Linked DNA regions of Homo sapiens: region 2 is linked to region 1. A link is an interaction called in ENCODE POLR2A ChIA-PET data of the cell type or tissue named here. Cell type or tissue: GM12878. All regions are shown on one strand. Each heading gives the region's core, and the rest is flanking DNA. Links, peaks and the distances in the headings are about the cores only. Region 1 overlaps EIF3B (eukaryotic translation initiation factor 3 subunit B). Region 2 has its middle 16 kb from the start of ELFN1.

Region 1 (5,374 bases), core at 285-5,284:
CCTGTCTTGACTGTTTACATTTCCATCAAAGGGAGAGAGGAGAGTTCCAGTCCCCCCAGCTGTCATGTTTAAAATCTGAAACAAGCTAGGGTTAGGATTTCTTTTGCTCACAGTGAAAGCATTTAGACAATTCATTGTCTCTTCTTGAAGACTTGTTTAGTGTGCTCAGTTAATGTATTAATGTTTTTCTTGGTAAAAATGATCATTTGAAAAATCTCTCTTGTTCAGAATTACTGGGAGATGTACTCAAAGATCGGCCCCAGGAAGCAGATGGAATCGATTCGGTGATTGTAGTGGACAATGTCCCTCAGGTGGGACCCGACCGACTTGAGAAACTCAAAAATGTCATCCACAAGATCTTTTCCAAGTTTGGGAAAATCACAAATGATTTTTATCCTGAAGAGGATGGGAAGACAAAAGGGTGAGTGTTCTCCTGTTGGAGAAGTATCATCTGTGTCTGGCACGTCATGATGAGGGAGTGTTGCAGGAGATCCTTACTAACACAGCTCCTGCCTTGCCCAGGCACGTGGGCCGTTCACTTCTTCAGGCCGCCCTCAGCTGGAAGCTATCCAGAGCAGTGAATGAGAAGATGATAAAGTTTGTTTTTTTAAGTTAAGGTTTTAAAGTTTTTAAAATTATCTAGAATAGGCCAGCATGGTGGCTTATGCATAAACTCCCAACACTCTTGAAGCCTGAGGCCAGGAGTTGGAGGCTGCAGTGAGCTATGATAACGTAGCTGTACTCCAGTCTGGGTGACAGAGCAAGACTCTGTCTCTAAAATAAATAAATAAAGTAAAAACTAACTAGAATAGTTTTAGTTTCTAGAATTATCAAATACAGGTAATGCTGCTGCATTTTCTGTGTTGGGCAGTCAGTTGAAGGATGGCCTCTTGACCCTCAGTTACTCGTGTTATAATGAAACATTCTCTGAGGTTCTTTCTTTCTTTCTTTTTTTTGAGTCGGAGTCTCGCTCTGTCGCCCAGGCTGGAGTGCAGTGTCGCAATCTCGGCTCACTGAAAGCTCCGCCTCCCAGGTTCACACTATTCTCCCGCCTCAGCCTCCCTAGTAGCTGGGACTACTGGCGCCCGCTACCACGCCCGGCTAATTTTTTGTATTTTTAGTAGAGACGGGGTTTCACCATGTTAGCCAGAATGGTCTCGATCTCCTGACCTTGTGATCCACCCGCCTCGGCCTCCCAAAGTGCTGGGATTACAGGCCTGAGCCACCGCGCCCGGCCTCTCTGAGCTTCTTTCTAATCTTGCCTGTAATACACAATATTAGACTACTTTTAAGTTTTTTTTGTTTGTTTGTTTGTTTGAGACAGTCTCACTCTTGCCCAGGCTGGAGTGCAGTGGTGTGATCTCAGCTCACTGCAACCTCCGCCTCCCGGGTTCAAGCAATTCTCCTGCCCCACCCTCCCAAGTAGCCGGGATTACAGGCGCACACTACCACGCCTGGCTTGCTTGCTTGCTTATTTATTTATTTATTTATTTATTGAGACAGAGTCTTGCTCTGTCACCCAGGCTGGAGTGCAGTGGCACGATCTTGGCTCACTGCAACCTCCGCCTCCCAGGCTCAAGCAATTCTCCTGCCTTAGCCTCCTGAGTAGCTGGGATTATAAGCATGTGCCACCATGCCCGGCTAATTTTTGTATATTTAGCAGAGACAGGGTTTCACCATGTTGGCCGGGCTGGTCTCGAACTCCTGACCTCAAGTGATCTGCCCACCTTGGCCTCCCAAAGTGCTGGGATTACAGGTGTGAACCATTGCGCCCAGCCAAGATTTTTTTTTAAACAGCTTTATTGAGATAATTGATATACAGTAAATCTGCATAGTTTTAAAGCGTACAATTTAATACATTTTGATGTGTACATATCACGAAACCATCGCCACAGTCAAAATAATGGACGTTTTGATTAACTTTTCTATAATTATGATAATGAAACTAGAGACTTCGGATCTTCTGGTTAGGATTTCCCTGTCACTTAGGAGCTCCCTGGCTGTGGATCTGTCCCCCGTGTGACTGCCTTAGGCTCGAGGCAGGAAGAGCAGCACAGATACTCCTGGCACCGAGGGCTTGTCCGTGGAGAGGGGTGGGGCGGACAGCGCATACCTGCCTAGCCTTACAGTGTGGGTATGTGCCAACGGCCCTCTCTCACTCAGGTATATTTTCCTGGAGTACGCGTCCCCTGCCCACGCTGTGGATGCTGTGAAGAACGCCGACGGCTACAAGCTTGACAAGCAGCACACATTCCGGGTCAACCTCTTTACGGATTTTGACAAGTGAGTTCAGACTTGGCCACAAGGAAGTGGACGTTGACGTGCAAGTGACTGGCTGTGTGCGGGTGGCTTGGTGCTTCTCGGTGCTGGTGTCTGTCAGATTGTTCACATCCTTTCTGGTCAGGCTGCCGCAGAGCCATTTCACAGCCCTGCCCCACACTTCTGGCCTACAGCACCCCTCCCTGTTATGCCAGTCACAGCCCTGGGGGCGGGCAGGCAGGAGCACAGCAGGGCCATGCTGGAGCCCCCACGAGTTGCTCTTTCTAGTCGTCAGGGCGTGGGGCTCAGCAGTCTCCTTTCTTCTCCAGGTATATGACGATCAGTGACGAGTGGGATATTCCAGAGAAACAGCCTTTCAAAGACCTGGTGAGTGGCCTGAAACCTACATCTCAGTGGTTTAAAGAAATGCTGCTGGGTGTGGTGGGTCACACCTGCAATCCCAGCACTTAGGGAGGCTGAGGTGGGAGGATCGCTTAAGCCCAGGAATTCAAGACCAGCCTGGGCAACAAAGTGAGACCCCCGCCTCTACAAAAAGTAAATAAATACATACATTAGCTGGGCCTGGCATGCACCTGTATTCCCAGCTACCTGGGAGGCTGAGGGGGGAGGATCACTTGAGCCTGGGAGGTTGAGCCTGGGAGGTTGAGGCTGCCGTGAGCTATGATTGTGCCACTGGACTCCAGCCTGGGCAACAGCGTGACTCTGTCTCAAAAAAAAAAGAAATGCTAGACGGTGTCTTGACTTGAGGTTAGGGTGTGACTTGGGAGTTAAGATGTGGACTGAACTTGTCATATCTTTAAGAGCAATAGTTGTGAATGAGTTTTTTATTAAAATTAATGAAATGTTATATTCCTTGTCTTTGTTTTTAAGGGGAACTTACGTTACTGGCTTGAAGAGGCAGAATGCAGAGATCAGTACAGTGTGATTTTTGAGAGTGGAGACCGCACTTCCATATTCTGGAATGACGTAAAAGACCCTGTCTCAATTGAAGAAAGAGCGGTGTGTATTTGCTGCTGCTGGGGGCGGGGACTCACCTCTCCTGTATTTCCTTAACAAAGTGGAACTTTGTTTCTATCAGAAAACTGGAAGAGCAGGTGACGTTATATTTTCTTTGAGATTACTTTCTGAAAACAACTTCTTTTATTCCTCTTCCAGCTTTGAAGTAAATCCTGAGAAGTGAACAGGCTTTGTGTATTTCACTTAAGAGTTTGCAGAATAGGCCGGGCGCGGTGGCTCACGCCTGTAATCCCAGCACTTTGGGAGGCCAAGGTGGGTGGATCACGAGGTCAGGAGATTGAGACCATCCTGGCTAACACGGTGAAACCCCGTCTCTACTAAAAATACAAAAAAATTAGCTGGGCATGGTGGCAGGCACCTGTAGTCCCCGCTACTCGGGAGGCTGAGGCAGGAGAATGGCATGAACCTGGGAGGTGGAGCTTGCAGTGAGCTGAGATTGCGCCACTGCACTCCAGCCTGGGAGACAGCGAGACTCCGTCTCAAAAAAAAAAAAAGTTTGTAGAACAGATTCATTGTAGGATAAATTCATTGTAGGAGGGGTCTTTGTGTTTGCCATTTTGTTGTATTAACGTTGGCACTGCCTTTTTCTGCAGAGATGGACAGAGACGTATGTGCGTTGGTCTCCTAAGGGCACCTACCTGGCTACCTTTCATCAAAGAGGCATTGCTCTATGGGGGGGAGAGAAATTCAAGCAAATTCAGAGATTCAGCCACCAAGGGGTTCAGCTTATTGACTTCTCACCTTGTGAAAGGTAAGCTGCTAGAAAAACACAGGGGAGTCTATGCATTTCACCCCATGCCAGCCTTCTACAGGTGATCTTTCATTTTGTAGCATTTCAAACTTAGTAGAAAAATACGGGAGTATGCAGAACGCTAATAAGCTTTTTACTGAGATCTTCTCACATTTGGTTGCATTTACGTCATCATCTCCTATACAGATATTTTTTCCTGAGCCATTTGGGAGTGAGTTGAAATAACATGTCCCTTTAGCCCTGAATGTGTATTCCTAGAAATAGGATTTTGTTAGTGTGACCATAGTGTGGGTACTGACTTCAGGGATTTACCATTCATTTAATACTTCAATGTATTGCCATATTCTGATTTTGTTACTTGACCTAATAATGTTCTGTATAATACTTACTTTCCTTCAGTTCAGGATCTAGTCTAAGGTCACGTATTTTACAGATAATAAATTGTCCTTCCTCTATCACCCAGGCTTGGCGCCACCCAGTGGCACCATTGCAGGCTCATTGCAACCCCAGCCTCCCAGGTCAAGCGGTTCTCCCACCTCAGCCTTCCTGAGTAGCGGGGACCGCAGGCACACGCCATGACATATGGCTAATTTTATTTTTTGTAGAGATGGGGGTCTCACTTTGTTGTACAAGGTAGTCTTGAACCCCTGGGCTCAAGTGATCTCCTGCCTTGACCTCCCAGAGTGCTGGGATTACAGGCGTGAGCCACCGCACCTGGCCGAGCCGTGATTTTTGATCTAGCTAATCCGGCTGTCGGAGGCCTGCTAGGGAAAGGGGCGGTTGTGGGAGGCAGTGTGAGGCGAGCTGGGGCCACTCTAGGGAAAGGGACAGTTGTGGAAGGCAGTGTGAGGCGAACGGGGGCCACTCTAGGGAAAGGGGCAGTTGTGGAAGGCAGTGCGAGGCGAGCTGGGGCCGCTCTGTTTTCGCCCTCATGGGTTGTGTCTGCCTTCCCCTCTGGTGTTGTAAGGGACCGTCTGTTACACACTTTGTGTGAACTGAGTAAGCAGGTGCAGTAGCTCCAGACAAGCCAGCAGTCAGGTAAATCATGGCTGGGAGGAGCCCCCAGGCTCTGAAGTTTCTATCAGACCTGTGCTGGCTTTCGAACTGGATGGGACTTGTTTTTTTGTTTGTTTGTTTGTTTGTTTGTTTTGTTTTTTTTTTTTTTGAAACTGAGTTTCATGCGTCGCCCAGACTGGAATGTAGTGGCACGATACCAGTTCACTGCAACCTCCACCTCCCGGGTTCAAGCTATTCTCCTGCCTCAGCCTCCTGAGTAGCTGGGATTACAAGTGCCTGCCACCACGCCCGGCTAATTTTTGTATTTTT
Region 2 (5,374 bases), core at 204-5,203, 710 kb before region 1:
GGAATGTTGGAAGGCTGGGCTCCAGTCACAGCCTGAGGGAGGCTTGATTGGAGCAGGCAGGAATGGAGGCCCAGAGAATCTTGCACGGTGAAGCGGGCGGAGCCAGGCAGCTGCCACCCCAGGCACACACGGGCACACACCTCCTCCTCCCCCTCCCATGTTCTCTAGACCTGCCCCAGGCTTCTCCGAGCGGTGACCAGGCCCCTGGGGAGGGGCTGAAATCTGGAGGCGGGCATGGTGTTCCCAGAGAACATGGTGGGGTGGGGACTTACGCTCAGTGAACCCACGTTTCTAAATGCCAAATCTACTCTAAACTCCAAAGGGGGTTGGAGTTCTTGTCTCTGCAGAAGGGCAGATCAGGGAACTATTCAGGGGGAGGGGGGGCAGAACCTAGAGGCCAATTCATTGTCCAGGTTGAGTCAGGAACCCTGGGGTAGGCCCAGCTTTGGGAGGACAGAGGACCTTGGGGTGGCAGGAGAAGGGAGGGTCAAAAGTGCATCAAGGGGTAAGGCCAACCCATGTAGCCTCAGAGAACTGAGATGGGGACTCGGAACCTGAGGTCTGCCCCGAGCAGGAGGTCCTGGGCAACTGCAGTCTTGCCCTTGGGTGGGGGAGGCCCTGCCCAAAAGATGGGGTGGAGAGAGTGAGGGGAGCGCCCCCATCAGGGGTCGGACTTTTCCCTGAAACTTGACTCTCGATGCTTTTCTAAGTGATTAAAAGTCCCCCTAACCAACAATACCCATGTCAAACAACGCCTCCTCCAGGAAGCCACCCTGGGTTGCCTGGGATGGAGATCAGCTCCCTCTTGGTATTTGTGGCACCAGCTTGCTGTGGGGAATATTAGTGCCCAGGCTGGGTGATCTTAGGCAAAGGACTTGACATCTCTGAGCCTCAATACCACCTGACTGTCAAAGGACTAATAAAGTCAAGCTCCAGGGCTGGTGAAGGAACTGAGACGGGGATTATCATGAGCTAAACTGTGTCCCCCAAAGGACACGCTGATGTCCTATCCCCAGTATGTGACCTTATTTGGAGACATGGTCTTTACAGAGGTGATTAAGTTAAAATGTTCTGGGGTGGGCCCTGATCCAGTGTGCCTGGTGTTCTTATGAAGAGGGAACATTTCAGCCGGGTGTGGTGGCACATGCCTGTGGTCCCAGCTACTGAGGAGGCTGAGAGGCAGGAGGATCACTTGAGCCCAGGAGGTGGAGGCTGCAGTGAGCTGTGATCGCACCACTGCACTCCAGCCTGGATAACAGAGCAAGACCTTGTTCCTCCAACCTCCAATTTTTTTTTTTTTTTTTTTTTGAGGCAGAATCCCTCTGTCGCCCAGGCTGGACCGCAGTGTCATGATTTTGCCTCACTGCAACATCTGTCTCCCGGGTTCAAGCGATTCTTCTGCCTCAGCCTCCCGAGCAGCTGGGATTACAGGCACCTGCCACCGCACGCAGCTAATTTTTGTATTTTTAGTAGAGATGGGGTTTCACCATGTTGGCCAGGCTGGTCTCTAAATCCTTACCTCAGGTGATCTGCCCGCTTCAGCCTCCCAAAGTGCTGGGATTACAGGCATGAGCCATTACACCTGGCCTCGATTATTTTTTTTTTTTTTTTTTTTTTGAGACGGAGTCTCGCTCTGTCTCCCAGGCCGGACTGCGGACTGCAGTGGCGCAATCTCGGCTCACTGCAAGCTCCGCTTCCCGGGTTCACGCCATTCTCCTGCCTCAGCCTCCCGAGTAGCTGGGACTACAGGCGCCCGCCACCGCGCCCGGCTAATTTTTTGTATTTTTAGTAGAGACGGGGTTTCACCTTGTTAGCCAGGATGGTCTCGATCTCCTGACCTCATGATCCACCCGCCTCGGCCTCCCAAAGTGCTGGGATTACAGGCGTGAGCCACCGCGCCCGGCCAATTATTTTTTTAAAGGAGGAAATTTGTGCACAGACAGACGTGTACAGAGGAAAGACATCCCTGTGACTGAGTGACGTGTCTTCCAGCCACGGAGCACCAAGGCTTGCTCAGGGATGCTGGAAGAGGCAGGAAGGATCCTCCCCAAGAGCTATGAGAGGGAGCGCGGCCCTGCCAATCCCTTGATTTTGGACTTTGGGCCTCCAGAGCTGCGAAAGAGCAGACACCTGTTGTCTTAAGCCCCCCAACGTGTGGCAATGTGTTATGGTGGCCCCAGGACGCAGATACAGGGACAGATGTGGGCTCCCTGCAGAAATGCTATGAGCTCCTTGTGGTGTTACCCCAGCAGCCCCTGTCACCTGCCCCTGTCTGTGTGCCCTGAAGTCAGACTCACGGCACCTTGTTGGCCCAGCCCCAGGTGCTCCATGTAGATGCTGATAGGTGATGGAGGAAAGAAATAGGGTGATCACACATGCACGCATATACATGTGTGGACAAGCATGCAGGCATGCACACAGGCACATGTGCACATACATGCAGGCACATGCACACAAGGGCACGTACATGTGTACACACATGCAGGAATTCACACACACACACAGGAACACAGGCACATGCATGTGCACAAGCATGCAGGCATGTTCACATAGGCACACACATACGTACATGCAGGCACACACACAAGGGCACATGCATGTGTGCACAGACAGACATGCTCACATATATACATGCGCAGGTGCACAAGACGTGCACACAGGCAGACATGCTCACATATACACACATACACAGGTGCACACAGGTACATACTGTGCACACAAGCAGATATGCTCACATACGCACAGGTGCACAAGACATACTTGTGAACACACATGCAGACATGCTCACATACTCATACATGCACAGGCACACACAGGTACATACGTGTGCACATAGAGACATGTTCACACGCATGCACACAGGCACACACACACTTGCAGTATGTGCGTGGACACAGGCCCAGATTAGCACCCTGCTAGAGATGGAGACCAGCCCCCACGCAGACCCCGCCCTGCCTGCCCATCCAGCTCCTGGAGCCAGCGGGCGTCTGCGCCCCAGTGTTTGGCTGCAGTGAGTCAGGCCTTGGGGAGCAATGCGCCATGCTCAGCTCTGGGAGCGGGCCAGGGCACTGGTCCTGGGGCTAAGGCCCAGCGTGTACAGGCTGTTTGCTGAGGGCGTGCTTTGAGGAAGAGCATACCCGGGTTCCAAAGCGCCTACAGTGAACATCTACTGTGTACAAAAGTGACAGTGATGATGAGACCAGCCTGATCCCCGAGGGGCTCACAGAGGGAAGCCGGGGAGGAGGGAAGACAAGTCCTGAGGCCCCACTTCATCATAACAGCAGGAGGGGTGCACTGAGCTCAAGGCCACGTTCACAGGTGGCTGCTGACAGTGCCTCCATCTCCACCCAGGGACCCCACAGCGTGGAGGCTGAGGCCCCTCTACCATTTCCTTACCACTCCTAGACATCACGGGTCTCTCCCTCCAAGTGAAACATCCTGGCGGTTGAAACTTGTTTTAAGAAATAAGATACCTCCGGGCGCAGTCCACGTAGGAGCCTGCAAAATGTCACTCCTGTTATCTTCTCATTTAGCCCTATTTCAGTCTGAATAAAGCAGAATGAATCACAGGGGACCAGGTGAGCAGAGCCCGAGGCCTGGGCCATTTGCCTTCATCACTGAGGAGGCCGTCTGCACCCCAGCCTTCAGCATGCAGGGGGAGCGAAGGGGGTGCCCAGCCTCGCCCCGCCCAGCGCACCCCTGCAGCAGCCCGGGAGGGCAGGCCGTGGCTCCTGGGAACACGGCGCCCAGCTGCAATCCACATTGCTGCTAGTGAATATGGACAATTCAGAGACATGAAATAAGGCAGACAGAGAAAAAGCATCGGTGACTCTGCCAGGCTACATATGTGTGTGCGTGTCTGCATATATATACACACACGTGTATACGCACACACAGAGCCACACATCACTCAACGACAGGGACACGTTCTGAGAAATACATGGTTCCGTGATTTTGTCATCGCGCGTACATCCTAGAGTGACTCACACGAACGCAGATGGCGGAGCCTACCCCACGCCTGGGCCTCGCGGTACAGCCTGTGGCTCCGGGGCTACACACCCGCACGGCAGGTGACTGCACTGAACACTGTAGGCAGCTGCAACACAAGGACAAGTCTTTGTGTTTCTAAACACATCTAAACTCAGAGAAGGTGCAGTAAAAATAGGGTATTATACTCTTCTGGGACCACCATTGCAAATGTGGTCCATTGGTTACCAAAGTGTCTGTGTGTTGTGTGTATACATACGTAATTTTTCTTTTTCTTTCTCTCCCTCCTTCCCTCCCTCCCTCTTTTCCTTTGTTTTAAAATTTTTTTTTTATAAATTTGGAATTCTTCTTACTAGGCTCCCTAATTTGCAATTTATTTGTTTTTAGGGTTTTTTTTTTTTTTTTTTTTTTTTTTGAGACAGAGGCTGGAGTGCAGTGGTGCAATCTCAGTTCACTGCAACCTCCACCTTCTGGGTTCAAGCGATTCTCCTGCCTCAGCCTCCCAAGTGGCTGAGGTAACCAGCCCAGTAACCAGGTGCTCGCCACCACGCCTGGTTAATTTTGTATATTTAGTAGAGATGGGATTTCACCATTTTGGCCAGGCTGGTCTTGAACTCCTGACCTCAAGTGATCCGCCTGCCTCGGCCTCCCAAAGTGCTGGGATTACAAAGTACTGGGATCACAGGCGTGAGCCATCGCATCCAGCCCCAGTTTGCAATTTATAATCTGCTGTCTCCTCACCTAATGTTAGATCCCATGGCTTGTCTCTGACACAAGACGCCAACGAAGATCGGCATTTCTGCAACCTCTGGCTTCCAGGAAGGCTGCCTCCCTCCCCAACTTCCTCTGATCATCGTGCGGCTGAGGAACAGATGGGGAACCAGGTGCACAGAGAGGTATGGCCACCTTCACGGGGTCACACAGGTGAGCAGCTGCGGAGGCCAGAGCTGAGGCCACCAGGGAGCTCCTTGGGTGTCCAAAGGCTTAAAAAATTCTGGTTGCCTTCCTCAGGCTGAGAAATGATATGGTGGGTGATGCAGATGAGGGTCCAGGGTGCCTGCCCTGGGGAGCATGATGAGCAGATGGCGGTGCAGCCACACGTGGAGGACTCAGCTCCCAGAGCAATAAAGGGACACCTACGCCATGCATGAGGCTGGGAGACTGTGCAGGGGGAAGAAGTCACTCGCCAGGAGCCCAGGTGTGTGGAATTCTGGAACAGACTAGATCTACCCTGGACTAACCTGGACTGGAACTAACAGACTAGAACTAACTAGAACGAATTCTAGAACTAACCTACGGTGGAAAACATCAGAATGGCAGTGGCTTCTGGGGGCCAGAGGTAGGAAGGCACTGGGCAGGGGTATGCAGCAACATTTTGGGGGCATTG

The links. Peaks named below come from ENCODE experiments on the same cell type or tissue, not always from the same donor. Only the 100,000 strongest peaks of a DNase experiment are listed, where the experiment ranks them.
Region 2: POLR2A ChIA-PET joins it to region 1 with 5 read pairs; 3 of 35 experiments call an interaction of 5 or more read pairs at or near these places.

What each region holds. Positions count from the first base shown.
Region 1 is chr7:2,360,482-2,365,855 of GRCh38, forward strand. EIF3B (eukaryotic translation initiation factor 3 subunit B) reads left to right here. Exons shown (of 19, transcript NM_001037283.2): 2 at 229-421; 3 at 2,164-2,283; 4 at 2,589-2,646; 5 at 3,151-3,279; 6 at 3,891-4,048. Among named protein-coding and RNA genes, the nearest start is that of EIF3B, 8.3 kb to the left of the region's middle. In GM12878, for the core only: a CTCF peak has its summit at 4,544 (motif pointing left); no DNase peak of the experiment used is centred there.
Region 2 is chr7:1,651,272-1,656,645 of GRCh38, forward strand. No RefSeq gene overlaps it. Among named protein-coding and RNA genes, the nearest start is that of ELFN1, 16 kb to the right of the region's middle. In GM12878, for the core only: no CTCF peak of the experiment used is centred there; a DNase peak (open chromatin) is centred at 2,686.